Regions from separate parts of the Homo sapiens genome. Here region 1 is linked to region 2. Evidence: read pairs that join two places in POLR2A ChIA-PET (ENCODE). Cell type or tissue: endothelial cell of umbilical vein. All regions are shown on one strand. Links, peaks and the distances in the headings refer to the core of each region. The heading gives the core; the rest is flanking DNA. Region 1 overlaps SHPRH (SNF2 histone linker PHD RING helicase). Region 2 holds the start of GRM1 (glutamate metabotropic receptor 1).

What was found. Peaks named below come from ENCODE experiments on the same cell type or tissue, not always from the same donor. Only the 100,000 strongest peaks of a DNase experiment are listed, where the experiment ranks them.
Region 1: POLR2A ChIA-PET joins it to region 2 with 5 read pairs; 2 of 35 experiments call an interaction of 5 or more read pairs at or near these places.

The regions. Positions count from the first base shown.
Region 1 is chr6:145,889,988-145,901,277 of GRCh38, reverse strand. SHPRH (SNF2 histone linker PHD RING helicase) reads left to right here. Exons shown (of 30, transcript NM_001042683.3): 26 at 6,301-6,393; 27 at 7,042-7,128; 28 at 7,885-8,063. Among named protein-coding and RNA genes, the nearest start is that of SHPRH, 69 kb to the left of the region's middle. In endothelial cell of umbilical vein, for the core only: a CTCF peak has its summit at 5,302 (motif pointing left); no DNase peak of the experiment used is centred there; H3K27ac peaks cover 175 bases.
Region 2 is chr6:146,023,402-146,034,691 of GRCh38, reverse strand. It overlaps GRM1 (glutamate metabotropic receptor 1), which reads right to left and starts at 5,630. Exons shown (of 8, transcript NM_001278064.2): 1 at 4,475-5,630. The coding sequence starts at 5,174. RefSeq lists enhancers at 4,811-5,311, 5,312-5,812. In endothelial cell of umbilical vein, for the core only: no CTCF peak of the experiment used is centred there; a DNase peak (open chromatin) is centred at 6,291; H3K27me3 peaks cover 1,764 bases.

The sequences.
Region 1 (11,290 bases), core at 4,598-8,597, 130 kb after region 2:
CGGTATAAAACATTCATTTCAATTGCCAAACCAGCAGATAAACCATCCTTTTATGTTTTTCTCCATATTCTGCAACACGCGTTAGAGTGTTATGTATTTGGAGACAAGGGAGTGTATTTTTTCATCTTTGTATATCCAGTTCCTCATATGGTTCTTTGTTAACTGTCAAATGAAATATTGTATATATTTATGGTAGTATACAACATGATGTTTTAATATATGTAGATATTATGGAAGGATTGAATCAAGCTAATTAACATACCCATCACTTCACATACTTAACCAATTTTTGTGATAAGAAAATTTAAAATCTGCCCTCTTAGCAGTTTTCAAGTATAGTTGGCCCCCCACATTTGCAGATTCTGCATCAGCAGATTCAGTTAACCACGGATAAAAAATACTCAAGAAAAACCCAGCAACAATAAAAAATCACAATACAGCATATTTAAAAAACACAAATTTTTAAAAGACACTATAATAATTTACGTAAGATTTACATTGTATTCAGTATTGTAAGTAATACAGAGATGATTTTAAAGTATACAGAAGGATGTGTGTAGGCTATATGTAAATACTATCATTTTATGTAAGGCACTTAGCATCTGCAGATCTTGATATCCAATGGGGATCCTAGAACTCCCCATGAATACCAAGGGACAATGGTATACAATACATTATTATGTACTGTAGTCACCATGCTGTATAATAGATCTTTAGATCTGTTCCTTCTGTCTAACTAAAACTTTGCACCATTTAACCCACTCCCTTCCCCCACAAACTCCAGCCTCTGGTAACCGCCATTCTGCTCTCTGCTTCTGTGAGTTAAATGTTTTTAGATATCCCATATAAGTGAGATCATGCAGTATCTGTCTTTTCTGTGCCTGGTTTATTTCAGTTAGCATGGTGTCTTTCAGGTACATAGATGTTATCTCACCTGACAGGATTGATTTACTGTCAGGTAAAAACATATTCCGTGGTGTATATATAACCTGTTTTAAAATTTATTCATCAATGGATGGACACTTACATTGATTCCATGTCTTGGCTACCATGAATAATGCTGAAATTAACTTGAGATTGCAGATATCTCTTCCACATGCTGATTTAATTTCCCCTGGATATATACCCAGAAATAGAACTGCTGGATTGTGTGGTAGTTCTATTTTTAATATATTGAGAAACCTCTTTACTATTTTCCAAAATGGCTCTACTAATTTGTATTGCCACCAATGGTGTACAAGGGTTTCCTTTTTCTCCACCTTCTCACCAATACTTATCTCTTGTCTTTTTTATAATAGTCATTCTAACAGGAATGAGGTGGTGTATCTCAGTGTGGTTTTAATTTGTATTTCCCTGATGATTAGGGTCGTTGAGCACCTTTTCCTAGACCTGTTACCTATTTGTATGTCTTCTTTTGAGTAATATCTTTTCAGGTCCTTTGCCCATTTTTTACTCAGGTTGTTTTCTTGCTGTTGAGTTGTTTGAGTTTCTGGTATATTTTGGATAATAACTCCTTATCACATGTGTGGTTTGCAGATATTTTCTCCTTTGCTGTAGATTGTCTTTGTTGATTATTTCCTTTGCTGTGCAGAAGCTTGTTAACTTTAATGCGATCCTATTTATCTTTTTGCTTTTCTTGCCTGAGTTTTTTGGGTCATATCCAAAAAGTCTTTACCAAGATCATTGTCAAGTAGTTTGTAGTTTTGGGTCTTATATTTAAGTCTTTAATCCATTTTGAGATGATTTTTGTATATGCGGTGAGATAAGGGTCCAGTTTTATTCTTTTGCATGTGGATAACTAGTTTTTTCAGCACAGTTTATTGAAGAGACTGTTTTTTCCCCATTGTGTGATCTTCTTATCTTTGTTAAAGATTGGTTGACTGTGTATGTGTGGGTTTATTTCTGGGCTCTCTCCTGTTCCATTGGTCTGTATGTCTGTTTTTATTTCAGTAGCGTACTATTTTTATTACTGTAGTTTTAAAATGTGTTTTAGAATCAGGGAGTGTGGTATCTCTAGCTTTTTGCTCAAGATTGCTTTGGTTATCCAAGGTCTTTTGTGGTTCCATATGAGTTTTAGAATTGTTTTTCCTATTTTTCTTTGTCTGTTTTATGTTGCCGTAACAGAATATTTGAGGCTGGGTAATTTATAAATAAAAGGAGTTACGGCCAGATGCAGTGACTCATGCCTATAATCTCAGTGCCTTGGGAGGCCAAGGCAGGAGGATCACTCGAGGCCAGGAGTTCAAGACCAGCCTGGGCAACATAATAAGACTCTGTCTTTACCAAAAAAAATTTAAAAGTAGCCAGGTGTGGTGGTGCACACCTGTAGTCCCAGCTACTCGGGAGACTGAGGTGGGAGGATCACTTGCGCCCAGGAGTTCAGGGTTGCAGTGAGCTGTAATTACACCACTGCACTCCAACTAGGGCGACAGCACAAGACCCTGTCTCAAAAAGAAAAAAGAGGATTATTTAACTCCTTTTTCTGTAGGCAGGGAAGTTCAAGGAGATGGCCCTTCTGGTGAGGGCTTCCTTGTTGCATGATAACATGGCGGAGGTCATAGGGGTAGCAGACAGGTACAAAGAGAGAGCAACAAAAAGGAGGAGGAAACTTATAACAGCCTGCCCTCATAGGAGCCAATTCATCTTGCACAAGAGAGAATTTACTCACTACCAAGAGAATGGCACCAAGTCATTCATAAAGGATCCACCCCCATGACTCAGAACACCTGCCACTAGGCCCCACTTCCCAAAACCTCCACGCTGGGTATCAAATTTCAGCATGAGTATTGCTGAGGACAAACTCAAATCATAGCACTATTTCTGTGAAAAATGTCATCAGAATTTTAATAGGGATTGCATTGAGTCTATAGATTATGTTATATAATATTTATGTAACAATATTAGTTCAGTTCATGAACATATGTCTTTCCATTTGTGTTCTCTTTAATTTTTTTATTAATGTTTCATAGTTTTCAGTGTACAGGTCTCTCACCTTGATTAAATTTACTCCTAAGCATTTTTTTATGACATTATAAAATATTTTTTCTTGACGTCCTTTTTGGATAATTGATTGTTAGGTATAGAAATGCTACTGATTTTTGTGTTTCTATTGTATCCTGAAACTTCACTAAATTCATTGCTTTTAACAGATTTTTGGTGGAATCTTTAGGATTTTGTATATATAAGATCATGTCATCTGCAAACAGTTTAACTTCCTCCTTTGCAATTTGAATGCCTTTTATTTCTTTTTCTTGCCTAATTGCTCTAGCTAAGACTTCCAATACTATGTTGAATAACAGTGGCAAGAGTGGGCATTTGTGTTTTGCTGATCTTAAAGGAAAAGCTTTGAGCTTTTCACCATTGAATATGATGCTATCTGGTAGGCTTGTCATTTATGGCCTTTACTGTGTTGAGGTACATTCCTTCTATACCTAAGTTGTTGAGAGTTTATTGAAGTATGTTGAATTTTATCAGATATTTTTTCTGCATATATTGAGATGATCATTTTTTTCCTTTATTCTGTGGTGTATCACATTTATTGGTTTGCATACGTTAAACCATCCTTGCATGCCAGAGGTAAATCCCTGTTGATCATGGTGAGTGATCCCTTTTAATGTGTTGTGGAATTTGGCTTCCTAGTATTTTGTTGAGGATTTTTGCATGTTTTCATCAGAGACACTGGCCTGTAATTGTTTTCTTATAGTGTTCTTGTCTGATTTTGATATCAGAGTACTTCTGGTCTTGTAAAATGAATTAAGAATATTTTCTCTTCAGTTTTTTATAAAAGTTCAAGAAAGATTGGTATTAGTTCTTCTTTAAATGATTGTTTAACTTTACCAGTGAAACCACTAGTTCCTATGCTTTTCTTTGAGGGGAGACTTTTTATTACTGACTCAATCTTGTTACTACATACTGGTCTTTTCAGATTTTCTGTTTCTTTGTGATTCAGTCTTGGTAGATTGTATGTTTCTGGGAATTTATCCATTTCTTCTAGATTTTCTGATTTCTTGGCGTATAGTTGTTCATAAGTCTCATGATTCTCTGTATTTCTGTGGTATCAGTTTTAATGTCTCTACTTTCATTTATAATTTTTTAAATTTTACTCTTATTTTTTCTTAGTCTACCTAAAGGGTTGTCCATTGTGTTTATGTTTTCAAATAACCAACTAAGAATTTCATTAGTCTTTTCTGTAATTTTTTTTCTGATCTCTATTTTATTTATTTCTGCTCTGATTTTTATTATATCTTTCCTTCTGCTGACTTTCGGCTTACTTTGCTCTTCTTTTTCCAGTTCCTTGTGGTGCAACATTAGTTGTTTATTTAGAACATTTCTCTTTTTTTATGTAGTTGTTTATTTCTATAAGCTTCATTATTAGAACTGCTTTTGCTGAATTCCCATACCTTTTGTTATGTTGTATTTCCATTTTCATTTGTCTCAAGATATTTTTAATTTTTCCTTTTAATTGCTTCATTGACCCAATGAATGTTCAAGAGCATGTTATTTAATTTCTATATTTTTGTTAATTCCAAAATTCCTCCTATTATGGGTTTCTAGTTTCATTCCATTGTCAGAGAAGATACTTGATGTAATTTCAGTCTTGATTTCGGACTTGTTTTGTATCCTAACATATTCTGCTAGGAAAGTAGGAAGTAACTAGATTGGGACAAAATGGTTCAGAACTGTAGTGGTTGGAAGGGATCATTGAGCACTACCACTGAACTGGCCAGTCTTTGATAAAAGCAAATGCTCTGTTCTTTTCCTACGTAGAGTTAGCACTACGGTACTAGAAATGTTGATTATAAAAAATTTATTCTACATTTTTTTTGAACTTTTAGTAAGAAACGTATTAATCAGTGGAAGGATTCATAGTTTTCCTGGTATTTCACTTGAAATAGTTTTAAAAGTAAGACCTTGCAAGGAACATGGATGTTTTTGTCTAAATTCTGAAATGATCACCTTTACACTAATTTCCTATTTTCTCTTCGCTCTTGTTTGAGATAATTATTAGACTGAAATAGGTTCTTTGTAGTACATTTCTAATCTTGCAAGTACACTTGAAAGTCTACATACCCAGAGAAAATAAGTGTAGAATCATGATTTTAGCATGAGGATTTTAAAACTTTTTCCATTATTCTATCTTGCTGGCTTAAAATTAGTACAGCTTTCTTTCTTGTTTTGTTTATATTTTTACCTTTGAATGTTTCTTCATGTAAAAGTGTGTTGAGAGGATTGAGGGAGAGGGTTTATGCTGCTGTGGAAATATTTTTCCTTCTTTTTGGTTAAATCTGCTCCCCCTTGTGGTATAATCTAGGTCATTATAGTGCTCATATTTAATATCTCAGAAAGATAATAAGTTCTTGAGTGTTTACTCCTTACCAGATGTTAGGCTAAATGCTTCGTATACATTTTCTCATTCAATCATCACAGCCACCTTTGGAAAGAGATATAATTATCATTCAGCCCTATTGGATAGATGAGGAAACACAGGATTAGAAACTATAACTAGTGAGTTGTAGAACTATGAGTTGAACTTAAATTTGTCTCATTCAAAATCCCATAACCTTAATTTCTCTGTCATACCATCTCCAAGAGCACTCCAGAAGGAAAACTTTCTCATTGAGGGCTACAGAAATACTTGCACTATTTTCCTCATTTTCTTATTTCTCCATTTTAAAAATCATTTTTTCACTTTCATCCTCATCTGATAGAAATGGTTATGGAAGATGCAAAAAAAAAAAAACACACAGTTTTAAGTGTCTAGCTTTGTATGAATCTGCCTCATTCTAAGTGAGCATCATTTGTACCTCTGTCATTGTTTTTGGTAATACCCTTGCAAGAAAACATTCTCCATTGGTTGGATCCTTCACTGTTTGCTTACATTGGGAGTTTTGATTCATTGTATTCTTAACATTTCTAATGACATAATATCTGAAGAAAGGGAGAATAAATGAAGAGTGTTTTAAAATATCATTTCTGCTAATCTAATGTAACAAAATTTTGTAACTATAAAACCTGACTACTTAACTAAAAGATCCTATGTTCAGGGTCATAGCACTTAATGACTTTCTGGCATGCTTTTACATTCAAATGTCTGGGTGTAAATTTAATGACTTCTACATTTCGAGGCTAAAGAAAATTTCCAGCAAACACAAAATGAAAAAGAGTAAACACATATGCACCTGATAATTTGTTTTGATGCATTTATAGTTTTGATAATAAAAAGTACTTTGTATTGCTTTTCTATTCTGTTCTTAACTAGATTTTTTAGTAGTAATGTGTATTTTGTGTGTGTGTTCAAAGGGCAGCCATTCTACAAAAGTGGAAGCTGTGGTCAGAACTCTGATGAAAATACAGCTTAGAGATCCAGGGGCCAAAGCACTCGTTTTCTCAACGGTATAATCAACATTTTCATCCTCAATATTAATTCGAACTGATTTTCCCTCTCTAATCAGTTTACAGCTGAGAACTAATTTTTGATGTTTACTCTTAGATTTTTTTTCCCAAATCCATAAGATAGAATTATTTTTAGAGAAGATAGAATTATTTTTAGAGAAATGTGATGATGTTTCACAAGGCAATTTGTATAGCTATATTTCATGACTTTTTATTAGTTTCATTTAAGGATTTTCTTAGTTTAATATTTTTAAAATTGGAATTTCTGACTTTGAAAGTCTCATTTCACAAAAATTTGGGTTGAAAAAGACAATCTACTTTATAAAGTGTTGAGTAAAACCCTTAGTTTTCATTTTCGAAAACTAAGTAACTATATTCCAGTATGCACTCCATTATGTATTTTCTACTGTTTGTTTATCTTAATTACATTTTCAAAACCAGCATTTGATGCAAAAAAAAAAAAACAAACAAAATTACTATTTCAGATAGAGCTAAATAATATGGATGGTACTACATTTGAGGGTTTTGGTTTTGGTTTTATTTTCTTAACTCCAGTATAAAAGTCATTTTGATTTATTTCCTTTTCAGATACCCTTAGATAAAGGCTACGTGTAAATATTGGTTTTCTTATTGTTTTATGTGTTCTAGTGGCAAGATGTATTAGATATTATTTCAAAAGCTCTTACTGACAACAACATGGAATTTGCACAAATCAGTCGTGTTAAGACATTTCAGGTATGTTAAGATTTTACTCCGGTTTTTGTAGTGGATACAGTTGCAAATTTAAACTGCTGTTAACTAGCTTACTTACATTTATTGTCTCATGCCATATAAGCCACATAAACAGGGTCTGAGTTCTTGATTAATTATAAAGTGAACATTTAAAAGCAGAGACTGCAGGTATTTTCAGTATATAACAAGACCATTGGTTTTTTAAAGATCTCCCAACTTGAGGTTCTTTTTTTTTTTTAGTACAGGAAAAGATTGCCTATGATATACCTTTTGAATGGACAGGGGCCTCACACCCCAAGGATTAGTTTCTAAAGTCACTGTCAGGCAGAACTGCATGTGGTCACAGTTATCCTTACATCATGCTCAGCACAGTGACAGGCGTATGACCTCAGGCACACACAGAGACCAAATGAAAATTTAGCAGATTCATGTCTCTTATCTCACATTCACTCTAGCACATTCTTTTTCTCTTTTTCCTCTAACCTCATGTAGTTTAATTTGCATGCATTACATGCATCTGTCTTGTGATTCCTCTAGATATTACGAAGAACAAGAGAGCTTATATGATACTTTTCTTCATAATTAAAATCAAGCGACAAGTTTACATTTTCTAAAGTTGGTAATTTTGCATTTAAGTTTCTTAGCTGTTACCTTTCACAATAGTAATAGATAGCATTAGACATCTTTAAAGTGAGCTATTACATACTGCTCTTATTTTAACTGATCGAGCTAAAATTAAAATGTACCTTTCTTTTTTAGGAGAACCTTTCAGCATTTAAACGTGATCCCCAAATCAATATTTTGCTGCTGCCCCTGCACACAGGTTCTAATGGATTAACTATCATTGAAGCAACTCATGTTCTCTTGGTGGAGCCCATATTGAACCCTGCCCATGAGCTTCAGGCCATAGGGAGGGTGCACCGAATTGGACAGACAAAGTAAGGACTAAAATTAGAATCAGTCACATTTGCTTCAGTTTTCTGAGAAACCAAATCAGTATTTAAACTCTTCATTTATGTTCATCATAGCGTACTTGTTTTTAATTACTTCCTTAGATACTACATTTTTTAATTATTTATTTTATAACTTATTTATTTATAACTTTTTAATTATTTAATTGAAAGGCATGAGATTTCCAACCCTCCCTTCTCTCCAAGAAGCAAACCCCCAAATTGTCCCAATTTTTTTCTTCCCTCCCACAAAAACCTTATCACTTTATCCAAAAAAAAGCTTGTTAGAAATACTTAAGACAGCTACAAAGTTGAAGGCATCCATCATGCCTTTGAGGAGAATGGAGTTTTGATTGTCTAAAGTAGTCCCGTGTTTAAAAGAAGACATACCTTGTACATGACTGAAAATAAATGGCTCCTTTTAAAATTCTTAACATTAGGAAAAGACACCCCCTAGGTCAGCTCCAAGAGATCATTAGATTCAGTTTAAGGCCCAAAGCAAACCTAATAATGAATATTATTATATGGCATGTATTACCTTTATTCATATATCAGAATAGACAGTTATCTTTGATAAGGCCTGCTAAATGTATTACCTTCTGGATGTTAGAAGTCTTTGATGTTTAAAAAAGGAAAAAAAAACACATCCATAATAAGCACTTACTAAATCAGTATTTATTGAGCACCTACTGTATGTCAGGCATTATTCTAAATACTGAAGATTCAAATTGAATGATACATAATTTATTTCCCCAAGGAGGTCACTGTGTAGTACAGGAAGCATGACTTAAAGTGTTGGGGTAGAATGTGCAAAAGTATAATAATAAAAGGACTGTGTTAACAAAAGAAGATAATGATCACTCGGGCCCTACAGAGTCAGGAAAGACTTTATGGTGTTAAGTCTTGAAGGAATAATTATTTCAAAGTTGGCTGGAAAAGGGTATTCACACAGCCAAAGAGAGTTATATATGCAAAAATACAATGGTGGGAAATGACATGACATTTCTAGGGACTGTAAGGAGTTTGGAATTGTTGCAGTATAAAGTATGAGAAAGAGATCATCGGCAGGAGATGAAGTCTTCTGTGTCATACTCAGAAATGTAGACTGCCCCGTAAGAAGTAGCGGGGAGAGAAAATAAAGGGCTTACTTGAAAACAGGAAAGAGACATGTTTATTAAACCTCTTAACAAATAGGGCAAAGTAACTGTAATAAATGCGGGCTTGTTCTAACATACCACCAAGTGGCATTTAAAATGCAGTCATGTCTTACTTGTTTTTTGTTGGTTTTCTTCTGTGTTTTTAAATATTGATTTTTTGTCCTACCAATGTTCTTTTAAAGCATAGGCTGGACTAGTCTCATATTTAAAACCACGAGTCCAAAAGGCCATTCAGCATTACCCAACAATCTTACTATGCCTCGCAAGTCAATATGTTTTTTTCTACTTTCTGAGGAGTCTGTCTTAAGTGTGTCTTCTTCCTCCCCATGGCGATCTTGCCTCATACAGGGGAAACATATACAATCAGATTAGAAGTACCTCATCTTTCCATCATCAACTTGAACAGTCTGCCTGCATCAGTACTCACATACTTTTTGGTAGATTTTTATTGAGTATCTTCTGTGTGCCAGGCACTGTTTTAGGAACATGAGATGTCCTCATGGAGTGCGATTCTAGCTGTAATGGGGTTGGTAGACAGAAAGGTGGTAAACAATAAACTAAGTACAATCTGGACTATGTTAGGAGCTGGAAAAGTAGAGCAGGGTGAGGAAGTAAAAGTGCAATGTTTGGGCAGGAAGGCATGCAAGGCCTTATTGAGAAAGTCTGAGCAAGGACTTGAAAGAAATGGGAAAATGGGAAAGTTAGTCATGCAGCTATCTTGTGAAAGAATGTTCAAGTAAACAGTGCTTTCGGTGCAAAGGCCCTAAATCAGGAGTGTGGTATGTTAGAAGAATAGCAAGGAGCTACAGTTGCTAAAAGGGAGAGAAGCAGGAGTTGAAGTGAATGGGCTCAGTGGGGAGAGGGATTACATTGGGCCCAGGAAGCCACTGTGAGGATGGTGCTTTTGCCCTGTGTGAAATCGGGAGCCATTGGAAGGCTTTGAACAGAGGCTTGGCATATCTCACTTAAGTTTTAAAAGAATCATTCTGAGTGCTGTGATAGGGTGGGAGTGAAGGGGAGCAAGGAAGAGTAGAAGCAGGGAGAGTCTTGGAGGCTATTGCAGTCATCCTGGTGAGAGCTGAAGGTGACCTGACCATGGCAGTAGCAGTGCACATGATGAGGAGTGGTCAGGTTCTGGATATATTTTGAAGATAGAACTGATAGTACTTTTGGACAGACTAGACATGGGGTATGAGAGGGTCAAGGATAACACCATGGGTTTTGGCTTGGACAACTAGAAGGATGAAGTAACCTTCAACTGAGCTGGAGAAGTCTACAGGGTAGAGCAGATTTGGTAAGGGAAGAACAGACATCCAAATGGAGATTTCTATTCTGTAACTAGATGTACAAGTCCATTAAGTCACGAGACTGAATGAGATTACCTAGGAGTGAGTTTAGATAGAGACAGAGTTTAGATAGAGGACCATGGACTGAACTCCAGGGCACCAAAGTTCAGCTGTTCTAGGAGAGGAGAAGGAAGCAGCAAAGGTAACAAATAAAGATCAAACAGTGAGTTAGGAAGAAAACCAGAAGACAGGAGTGTCCTAGGAACCAAGTGAAAAATGTACCTCAAAGAAGAGGTTATGGTCACCTGTTTCAAGTGCTATGAAAAATGTCAAGGAAGATAAGGATTGAGAATTGATCATTAGATTTAGCAACATGGAGATCAAAACCAGGTTAAGTGGTAGAGGTGACAGCCTGACTTTAGTTTTGGAGAAAATGGGATTTTGTGTATTTCTTATTTAACAAATATTTGTATAACAAAGAGAGGTTAGGTAACTTGCCCATAGTCAGGCAGCTAGTAGAAGCAGTGGCAGATTTCAGGCACAGCCATTCTGCCTTCACAGTACAAGCTTTAACCACAGTGCACTGCTGCTTCTGTGTGGCTGGTAAGGCCAGTATTTTGAGGAGTTTTGCTGCAGAGAAAAGGAAGAGAATGAGATCAAGAGAGGTTTTTGTTTTCCTTTCAAATGGGAGAATTAGTAAGAAAATGATTCATTAGAGACAACAAAAACTAGTGAAGGAGAACAGGGAGAATGCTTGACAATGTCCTTGAGT
Region 2 (11,290 bases), core at 4,146-8,145:
TGAGACTTTACTTTCGACCCTTATCTTATTCAGGTTTTAACGTATATGGTTAAATCCTGGAGACACAAAGCTGGAATACTAAGATAAATTAAACAATCAAAATCCCAGAACTTACTGATGTTAGAAAGGCAGATTGAAGCTAATAATTTTACATTTAAAGGGAAAAAATTCAAGTCCTCCTCTTGAATCTAATGGTAACAGTAACAAAATTAATAACTGTTCAAGCATAAAAGGAAGGAGATATGGATTAATAGCAGCACTTCTGAAAAGACCTTGGGATGTTAATTGATGTAAGATCTACTCTAGTCAGCTATGATGGTAAGGGAAGTAAAAAATGAAATGCATGAGTGAAGGAACTGGAGAGCTACACTACAAAAGAGAGATTATTCATTGATGATAAATGTCACATGGAAAAGAAGCTTGAATGTTTTGGATGACTCCTAGTCTTCAATGAAGGATTGGTGGAAACTTCAAGAAATCTGTTTTAGGTCATTACATAGAAGAACTGACTAAAAGTCAGGTGAAATTCTGCTCTCAATTTAACTCCGATATACTCCTACTCTAATTAGAAACCCTAATCACAATTAGAAAGCTTTGAGCGTGGGCAAGCACGTAATGTGATGTTCTAAGCATCTTTTATTAGTTGGCCTGAATAACCTTTCAAAACACTCCTATTTCTTACTATATGATAAAATGAGCAATGTATTAAGATAATTTCCTTTGAAGTAGGTTGCAATCAAGACAAGAAAGATATATAGAAAGTTACTGGTACATAGATAGGAAATATGATATTTAGTAGATATAAAATTATTACAGGTAATTGCATTAATCAAAGTATGTATTTATGACTTAGGAGGACTTTTTTCTGATGTCATTAGACTTTTTAATTGTTTTATATCAAATAAAAAAGTACTTAAAAAGGAAAAAATCAGATTTTGGAAAGAAGCTCAAAAAGGCCAATTTTATATAAAATGTAAGCAAATGTCAAAAAAATGTCACACCAAGATCAAAATCTAACTGGAAAGAAAAGTTTACCTTAAAGTGGATATTTTAATAAGGGAAGCAGCATCACTAAATTCATTATTATATCAATACTTATCTAAGTAACTGAGACAAAATACTAGAAGAAAGGCTTAAGATAAATAAATAAATACATAAAAGTAATGAATGAAAATTTATCCACTCAAAAAAAATTCTTGTAGCTACATACTCAAAGAACATTTTTATTGGACTTGTTCAATGCTTTGAATTTTATTAACTACAGTTATTTTTAAGTACTGTTTTCAAAAATCATTTGAAATAATAAATTTGTTTTTTTGACGGGGAATCTGTATTTTATCAGAAGAACAAAATATAGTGTCCTTGGCTGAGATATTCTTATCAGTGGTAGGCTATTTCTCTACTATATACTTAGCATATTTAAAGACTCACATTCCAGGTAGGCAGCTTGCTCCAAAGTGCATTCAAACTTTATTTGTGGATAAGGCTCCATTACTCCAATATCCTGCCTCCCCCTTGACAGGCTCATCTTAACATTTGCCTCCAGAGCTAATCATGAACAATTTCTGGAGAGTCTATTGCATTGCAGGTAACTTTATGTGTACTGATTTTCTTTCATTTTATGTAAATTGATAATTGTCATGTATCAAGTGTGGTACAAATAATATGATATAAGATTGAAAAGAATGTAAGAGAATATAAAAACTAAATTGTAACTGGTTAAAACACAAAACAAAACAGAAAATATCTGCAAGTTTAGCTTCAATATAAAAAAAAGTAATATAAAAACAACTGTACCATTCAAAAACAATATGATTTCAAGATAATCTCACAATTAACTACAGAAATGAAGGTACACTAGTCCAGTCACTTAGTGCTTTTGGTATTAACTATTCTTGGTTAACTTCTAATACAAGAAACGATGATAATGAATTGACTAGGGAATGGCTGATTTGGAAAGGAGAGATGAAGGTCACGAGAGGCCCCAGAATTTCTAAGCCCTAAGTTGCCAATATCCAGACAAACTGGCTTCCTTGCTGAATAGTGCTCAGACGACAGAGACAACCCTGATATGTGGTCTTCTCTGCTATTTGACAGGGAACTGTCACCAATAAGCGACCCCATCAGTCTGAAAGCAGTAAAATTACTAAATGATCCAAGGAAGTGCCTGTAGGCCAGTACACTATGGGGCCCTGAAAAGCAGGAGGGCAAAACCTCAGGAAAAATGAATCTTCAGTGGGACCTTACACAAAATTCCTTTCCAGATAGAAGGAAAGAAATGCAATTTAGTTTTTACAGATGTTACGTTTAATAAGAGAAGTAACTAATTCCCTTTGAGAAGAAACAAGGTATTATATATGAATGGCAAGGTGAATGGTGTAACTGCTTGGTAATAAAATAAACCCCACATATTTCTATGATGCTGTTCTGTGAACACAATGTAGTCTGGAATCAATTACTATAATAGTACGGAGACATTGTCTTTGCCATACAACACCAATCAGAAGGCAGAAAGGAAACATAGTAATCCAAACTAACACATGGGCAAAATTATAATATTAGTCCTTTCGCAGCAAAATTAGTGAAAACATGTTCAATTCATTTTCCAAAAACATAATTCTACTCCTCAGAAAGCAACCCACTATTAGCCACCTCTCACCAAATAAAACAATCTTATAATGAAATATGGAAAATAAAACCACTGTTTAAAAATAATGAAGCATTACTTCTTCCTGAAGAAAGAATTTATACTTCCAATATTAATAATCAATTATCTAGCTCAATGGGGGAAATATTATTAAATATTTAAATAAATCACATTCAATCTAGATTTTGCCATTCTCTTTGCCATCATCTTTGGATCTATCCAATGATGATATTTAACACATTTTAACTTGCTCTTTCAGGATGTTTCATTTAAGCAAGCACTAAAGAAACTATGCTAAACATTAACATGTAGTAAAGTTAAATATTAAAATATAAGGAATTAATACTTTGAGTCTTAAAAAAGTAATGAATTTTTGTTCAAAAAGAGATACGCAGTTCATGATTAAAAATCAAGCTTCAGAAGCATAAGTCAGTTATTATAAAGTTATAATATCACAGCAGATAGTTTTTTCCAAAAGCAAAATCTGAAATTATAATGTGTAATCCTATATCATTTATGTTTGTTCTGAAAATTCTGTTCCCTTTATAAAGTATATGTTTTCAATAATGATAACCATATAATCACTTCACTATGGATGCTGTCAATTTCTATAATCAGACCTCACGCCAGTAACTGAATATTATGGAAATATTAAAAAAACATGGAGCCATGCCTATGGCTTCTTGAAAGTCATTTGAGTTGAAGAAATATGAATACAGAAATACCAGCAAGATTGTCTTCTTCTGCCAGCTTATACATGTGAATTGTCCTAGATGTTAATTTATAACCAGGGCTTCAGCTTTTTCATAAACCTACTGGGGGACTTAAGAGTAGCTGAGCTCAGAAATCCCCTTTTATTAAAAAATGTATATAACCTAAGGTGAAGAGAGTCTAGAAAATCTTTATATAAAAAATTTTTGAAAATTCACATCCATAAGTCTCTGGAAAAATCAAAGCTTTTAACCTTAGGTTAATCTATTGCATTTTAGAAAGACATTATAAACCTAATATCTGCTATCCATTCATTAGTATTTTATAACTGATCTAACTTTAATTCTAATATGTAAGTTCATTGTGTTAGAAGAAAAAAGACTAGAAACCAAAACTCAAATCCAAGTGGTCACCAGTGTTATTTCTCATAAAACAAGATAATTCTTGGGGGAGTGAGGGAATCTGGATGATTTTAGCCTATAAAGTAAGAAGAAAATACATTATTTAAATTACTTACTTTTTCTTTGTAACTAAGGTACTCCAGAAGTAAAAATATAAGTTTCTGATATACTGAGGGAGATGACTGCATTAATCCTACATTCACAGGAAAGTTTTGGATATGTAAGAAGGGGTACAAGAGGACAAAGAAAATCTTCAACTGTTAAAGAAAGATAAAGCTTTGAAGTCCTATTTGTGGAATAGTAACTTCTTTTTGCCAATCACTCACACTGAATTAACTCATTACACCTGGAAAGTCATAGCCAGTCACTGAAGGGCAATATAACACCTTGGACAAATAAGCCTTCCAAACGCAAACTCAAAATATGAGGGCAAACAAGTATTCAAGTCAAATCTACTGCTGGACACTTTGCATGGAAAGTTTGATACCCTTTCAGCTCCTATTATCCTCAGATATTCTATGGGGTACAATTTTCCTACACTATAATTGTAAGGAAATGAGGATAAAAGGCAATGCCTGGGTGGGCAGTACTGAGAAGGGTAAACTCCGTTCCCCACAGTGCTAGAAATAAACAGGAACAATACTATGATCCCAGGAGCACATCATGCATTGCCCTGACTTTCTCAGTACCCTTCTTTCCCAAATATAATGCCTACCTTCCGTGTGGACTGCAGAGACATAGGTCCAATTGTAACGTTTGACTATGTCAAGCATGGCCCTTGCCTGCAAAGTGTCAGAAGGGACAACCCTCAGGAAGTATTTGTACAAAGTTTTGTCACTCAGGTCGATGCTTGTGGCTGAATAAGCGATCTGGGGGATGTCGAAGAGCTGGAGCAGGTTCTGCACTTGAATGGCTACAGAGCTGGAGCCGGGACCGATCACTCCCGCAATGGGCTTCTTAGTCCTGCCTGGGGGGAGGGACTGGCCGTCAGGCAGACACCGGTTGATCCCATCCTTCTCATCTCGAATGGAAATCAGAGAGTCCCTAATGAACTCAATGCTCTGTTCCAGAGCCACGGAAGAGTGCCAGCAGGAGTCCCGGATCTCACTGCCCAGGGTGATGTTGGGCAGGAGGACCGGGTCCGCGTTGATCTTATCCAACGTGTGGAACATGGCCTCCACCCTCTGGATGCCATACTGCTCCCTGATCTCCCCACACTTCCTCTCGGGCACTTTCTCGGCCGGAGGCTGGTGATGGACTGAGAAGAGGGCTCCAATGATGACATCTCCGTCCATTCTGGCCACCGAGCGCTGAGACGACGCTCCTGCCAGCAACACTTTCCTGCCGGGGCTTCTGGGGAGAAGGGACACCTCCAAAAAGATCGCTGGGAAAAAAAACAAAAGGAGCCCGACCATGGTGGTGAGGACGAGGTCCACAGCCTGCCAGCCGCGTTCCCACGCTGGTCCCGCTGCAGGCTCCCGGCGCGCACCCCCAAGACGCCCAGCGCCGCCTCTCCCGGAGTGGTGCCCCTCGCCAACAATGGTCGTCCAAGGCCTTTGCCTCCTCCACCACCGCCTCCTTCCCCTTCGTCTCCTCCTCTGGGTCCTCCACGACCGCCTCTACAAGCTGGAGGCGTTTGTAAGGGAATTCGAGTCCCCGTTCTTCACCGGTAGTGCATCAAGGTAAATTGATCAAGAGTACAGTGGAAGTCGTGTTGGCAGCGGTGAGCTAGATGCTGCTGACAAAAGACAGAGAAAAATCACAACCTTGTCATCAGAGGACCTGTGTTAAAACTCTGGGGTCTATAATGTTAACAGTTGCCTTGTCCGTTTCATTTCGGCACATCCTGATATCGGCTGCAGGAACAGCTTGGAGCGCAGCTGTGGTCACTGAGGAAGGCGGGGTGTCCTGCCCCCTCTGTCCTCACGGGTCCAGGCGGCGCAGAGCCCCGCCAACTCGCCCGCTCCTCCAACCTTAAGTCGTTTCCTGGTCCCCTAAAACCTATCATGCTTTCTAACTTGGAGGGCGGTGGGGAAGGTGAGCAGAGAGGAGGGGAGGAGCTAGGTCCTTCAACCCAAGAGAACTTTCCGGATTGGAAAAGATCAACTTTTTTTCAGAAGAAAATTTGGAAACTCATTGTAAAGGTGGAAGCGCGACTTTAAAATAAACGTAAACAAAGGATGCACCTTTTACTTTAATTTTGAGGGGTTGAAGAAGCCCTGACATAAAATCAGCTGTAAATATAAATTTGCCAGCTTGAAGAAAATCCACATTAGTTACTAAGGCAACGCCTGGTAAAGTCTCCGTATGGAGGAGTTTGGTATGTTTCCCCCGTAAGAAGTCAGGCTTGCTGTGTATGTTCAAGAAGAAGGGGTGCAGATAAGGTAACTTGTTTCCCGCGGTGGGTGGACGGGTTAGGGGGGGTCCTGCGCTTGCTTTGGGGTTTGCATAGTTGCTAGAAAGGGAACGGAGGGGAGCTTCCGGGTTGCTCTCGCCGCGGCAGCCTGAGCCCTGCCGCCTTCAGGACCCTGGACAGTGCTCGGTCCAGCCAGACATTCCCTGGCAGGGCCTGCAAGGGACGCTTTGACCAGTGAGTTGCAATTCCCTGACCCGCTTTGCTCTTTCAACCTCCCTCCTCTGAGTTCTTTACCCATACACACACACACACACACACACACACACACACACACACACACACACTCCCTTCCACTCGAGTCCCCACCGCCCCTCCGCCCTCATTCTCATCACCTTGCACCGCTTGTGCAGGTATATATCCAAACCCACCCGCTTGGGGACAGAGGCGCCAAATCTCAGCCGCCTGCGGGGCTGAAGTTGGCTCCCTCTCCCGTTCCTCCCCTGCTCCTTTTCTCAAGGTGAGAGTCGACGAAAAGGGGGCTATGGGAGCGGGCGAGGAGAGCACAGGAGGTGAGGCAGAAAAAGGAGAAAGAAAACCCAGGCACCCATTGGTCCCGACTCTTCCTGAGGATACAGGACGAAAAGAAATACATAAGCGAGAATGCGCCTGGGACCCGGAGGAAAATCTGATAGACTGGGACTTTGTCTGCCGTTGTGGGTGGGTTTCACCGGAGGAAGTGTCCGCTCACCTGAGTCTGTTTGGAGGACATGGACTTGAGACATACCTGAGTACCTGAGTCGGGGTAGACAGCGCTATGGTCCCGGGGCCAGAGGACCGTGGCCACGCTCGGCTTGCAGACGCCTCAGCTCTAATCCAGACGGTGCAAGGATGCGATCTGGGCTGTACACTAGTGCCCTCTTTCTTCAGCACTATTTTACCGCAAGGGAAAAAGAGGGGGAGGGAAGAAAAAAAAAAACAGGTCACCCAAGGCTTGTCTATTATCTCATGTATAAAAATCAGTCGTTTGATAGAGGGAGGAGGGGAGACAAACTAGGAGGAAGTGGGGAATATTAATTCCTTTACTATATGAGGGGTCGTATAGAAGCTGCCAGATACGTGAATAGTCAGACAATCTGGCCAAAGAAGTGGAGAACTGCCTAGGCTGCTTTGGGGTAGATATCTTTGTATATATATCTCAGGGACTCAAATATATTTTCTCTTTCTGCGAGTAAAGTCCCTACAGAGGGAAACAGAGTGTAAACACATGTACAGACATCTAAAGAAAGGCTCTATTAGTAGATTGCAAGGGAAATCAGGAAGAGGCTGCATAGGGTGGGAGAAGGGAAAGGACAGGCATGCCCATTATGAATTAAGGTATGCCAAATGAAGAGAGACATATTGTGGCTGCATTTTCAGGTCAAGATGTAACTAAATTGAGAATGAGAGTCAGGTCACATGAAAATACTGGAGTGACAAATACTTATCCAAATTCCTCCCAGGCGGCCATCACCTTCCCTACAGGTCTATGGTGTTGCTTCTGACTGTGTGAAAAGCGGAAGTTAAATCACATTCCTCTGGGAACATGTTGGCTGAGCAGAATGTGGCCCGGCTTTTTCAGGGGAAAAGACAAGTGACAGTGTGTCTTTCTACTCTTGTTCAAAGCTTTCTATTTGTGTCATCTGCAGAGCAGAGAGATCAGCTTACGTTGGTCCCTTATGGGTCAGCTTATAATCGCCTTGCTCAGGTCATTATTATATTATGGAATGGTGCCATGTCAGACTGGAGGGGACAAACCACATGAGGCAGTTTCAAATACTCTTCAGTGTGTTCCATGAAACTTAGGAAGGAAAACAATACCTCTAGTCAATAACAAAAGGTCTTTCTCATTCTGGTTCTGATCTTTTTTTCCCTAAGTGTCAGAGTTTTCTGGATTTTTTTTTTTTAGACAGCCCAAAGAGAATATATTTTTTTCTTTTTCCACAAATAATGCACTAAACAACGTTCACATTTTTTAGACTAAATGATCTCAATTCGGGAAGTAGCCACATGTTTACATAAGGAAAATGGGAAGAGGTAAGTTCTGATCATCACATATGGGACTAAATGGCTCTCTGCTTCTACCCTAGGAATATGTCTGTTCGAAGAACAGCAAGCCACAGGTATGCACAGAGTCCCATAGTATCTGACTTCCTCTAGTAGCCACTTAAGTTCAATTTTAGATAAGCCCATTAGAGTGTGATAAGCTCTAAATGTTACTTTCCTAGAATATTCCAGAGATATAGTGAATGTGCAAAGATTTCTGTGCATATATACCCCTTAATTATGATTTTCAGCATTAAAGAAAGTAATGTCTCTGAAGTCCACATTTAGTGTCAATATGTGCTCCTAAAGCTGAACATCTTTAATATATCACATTGCTGTACTGAAGGAATAATTAAATGTTCAGATTTATTGGTTCTCAAATTCATTTTACAGTCCAAGTAAAAACTACACATTCAGGCTGGCTGAAACTAATCATTTTAAAGACGATGAATTTGAGGATTATAACATGCCAGATGCATGCATATACAAAAAGTGTTAAAGAAAAAAAATTTCAAATGTATTAATTTGAAATGATCAATTAAATTTATTGATAATTATTTAAGAGCTAACTATAGAAGGTACCAGGACAAAAACAATCAAAGAAGAAGGCATTGAGACAAAAGAAGACAAGATCACCCAAATATACTTTCTCTTTCTATAAATGAAGACTTCACATAGGAGGCAGGGTATAATACATGTGCAGACATCTAAGGGATGGTTCTTCCAGTAGGATTGAAGGGGATTACTGCAACAATGAGCTACATACAAACTAGCAAATACAAGTAAATACACTAATCTATAAGAGTTCAAAGAATGCTAAAGGTTCATGAATCCAGAAATATTGTTAGTATGAATATTCAGTACTAGTATGAAATCACATTACAATCAGTATGTGATCTGTAGCAGGGTAAAAAACTGTTATCGGTATTTAGGTTTGGGAAATCTATACACAATGTGGTGGAGATCAAGATCAAAATCAAAAGAATGTCTAATCTAGTATGTGATTTTTAGCAGGATAAAAAAGTGTTATCAGTATTTAGGTTTGGGAAATCTATTTAATACACTATTTAGTGGAGATCAAGATCAAAATCAAAACAATATCTGCACTATTATCTCAAAACAATGATTTAATGTGCTGCTGTAACAATAAGAACAGAATGTTCACCATCCTGATATGGTAATAAGGTAAATATTATCCATCAACAAAACTGTAGTCACCCTCCTTATGAATGTATGCATAATTATCATTGCTTTCCATCATAAAGTATTTCATAGAATAATGAGTCTAGGCTATAAAAGAGCAAAAGGATATAAAGTTTTCCACATAAAATCAGCTAGAAATTTAAACTCTTCAAATGGGAGAGATAAGAAGCAAGCAAGAATCAGACAAAAGAAACAAAGGGATGAATTAAGTCTTGTATTAGGTCATTCTTACACTGCTATAAAAAAATATAATCATGGCAAAAGGTGAAGGGGAAACAAGGGACAGCTTCCCACAGTGGCAGAAAAGCAGGAGAAACTGCCACTATGAAATCATCATATCTCATGAGAACTCACTCACTTATCATGAGAACAGCATGGGGTAAACTGCTCCCATGATCTAATCACCTCCCACCAGGTCCCTTCCTCAACACCTAGGGATTAAAATTTGAGATGAGATTTGGATGGGGACACAAAGCCAAACCATGTCATTTCACCCCGGCCCCTCCCAAATTTCATGCCCCATTCACATTTCAAAACCAATCATGCCTTCTCAACAATCCCCCACAGTCTTAACTCATTCCAGCATTAACCCAAAAGTCCAAGTCCAAAGTCTCATCTGAGACAAGGCAAATCCGTTCCACCTATGAGCCAGTAAAATCAAAAGCAAGTTAGTTACATCCAAGACAAAATGGAGGTACAGGCATGAAGTAAATGTTCCCATTCCAAATGGAAGAAGTTGCCCAGAACAAAGAGGCCATAGGCCTCATGCAAGTCAGAAAGCCAACAGGGCAGTCATTAAATCTTAAAGCTCCAAAATAATCTCATTTAACTCCATGTCTCACATGTCTCACATTGAGGGAATGCTGATGCAAGGGGTGGACTCCTATAGCCTTGGGCAGCTCCTTTGTGGACTCTCATTGAGTGCCCATGGCTTTTCCAGACACACAGTACAAGCTGTTGGTGGATCTACCATTATGGAGTCAGGAGCATGGTGGCCCTTTTCTCACAGCTCCACTAGGCAGTGCCCCAGTGGGGATTCTGTGTGGGGGCTCCAACCCCACATCTCCCTTCTGAATTGCCCTTCCAGAGATTCTCTATGAGGGCCCTGCCCCAGCAACCAACTTCTGCCTGGACATCCAGGCACTTCCATACATCCTCTGAAATCTAGGTGGAGGTTCCCAAGCCTCAATTTTTGACTTCTGTGCACCTATAGGCTCAACACCACATGGAAGCTTCCAAGGCTTGGGGCTTGCAGCCTCTGAAGCAATGACCCAAGCTGCACCTTGGCCCTTTTTAGCCACAGCTGGAGCTGGAGCAAATGAGACACAGAGCACCAAGTCCCAGGGCTTCACAGAGCAGTGGGGCCCTGGACCTGGCCCATTAAACCATTTACCTCTCCTAGGTCTCTGGGCCTGTGATAGGAGGATCTGCCTTGAAGATCTCTGACATGCTCTAGAGACATTTCCCCATTGCCTTGGTGATTAACATTCAGCTCCTCATTACTTATGCAAATTTCTGCAACTGGCTTAAACTTCTCCCCAGAAAATGGGGTTTTCTTTTCTACCAAATGGTCAGGGCACAAATTTTCAAAACTTTTATGCTCTGCTTCTGTTTTAAACATAAGTTCCAGTTTCAAACCATTTATTTGGGAACACATATAACCACACTTTCAGAAAAAAGCAGGTCACCTCTTGAATGCTTTGTTGCTTAGAAATTTCTTCTGCCAGAGACCCTAAATCATCCCTCTCAAGTTCAAAGTTCCACAGATCTCTAGGGCAGGGGCAAAATGCTGCCAGTCTCTTTGCTAAAGCATATCAAGAGTGACCTTTGCTCCATTTCCCAGTAAGTTCTCATCTCCGTCTGAAACCACCTCAGCCTGGACTTCATTGT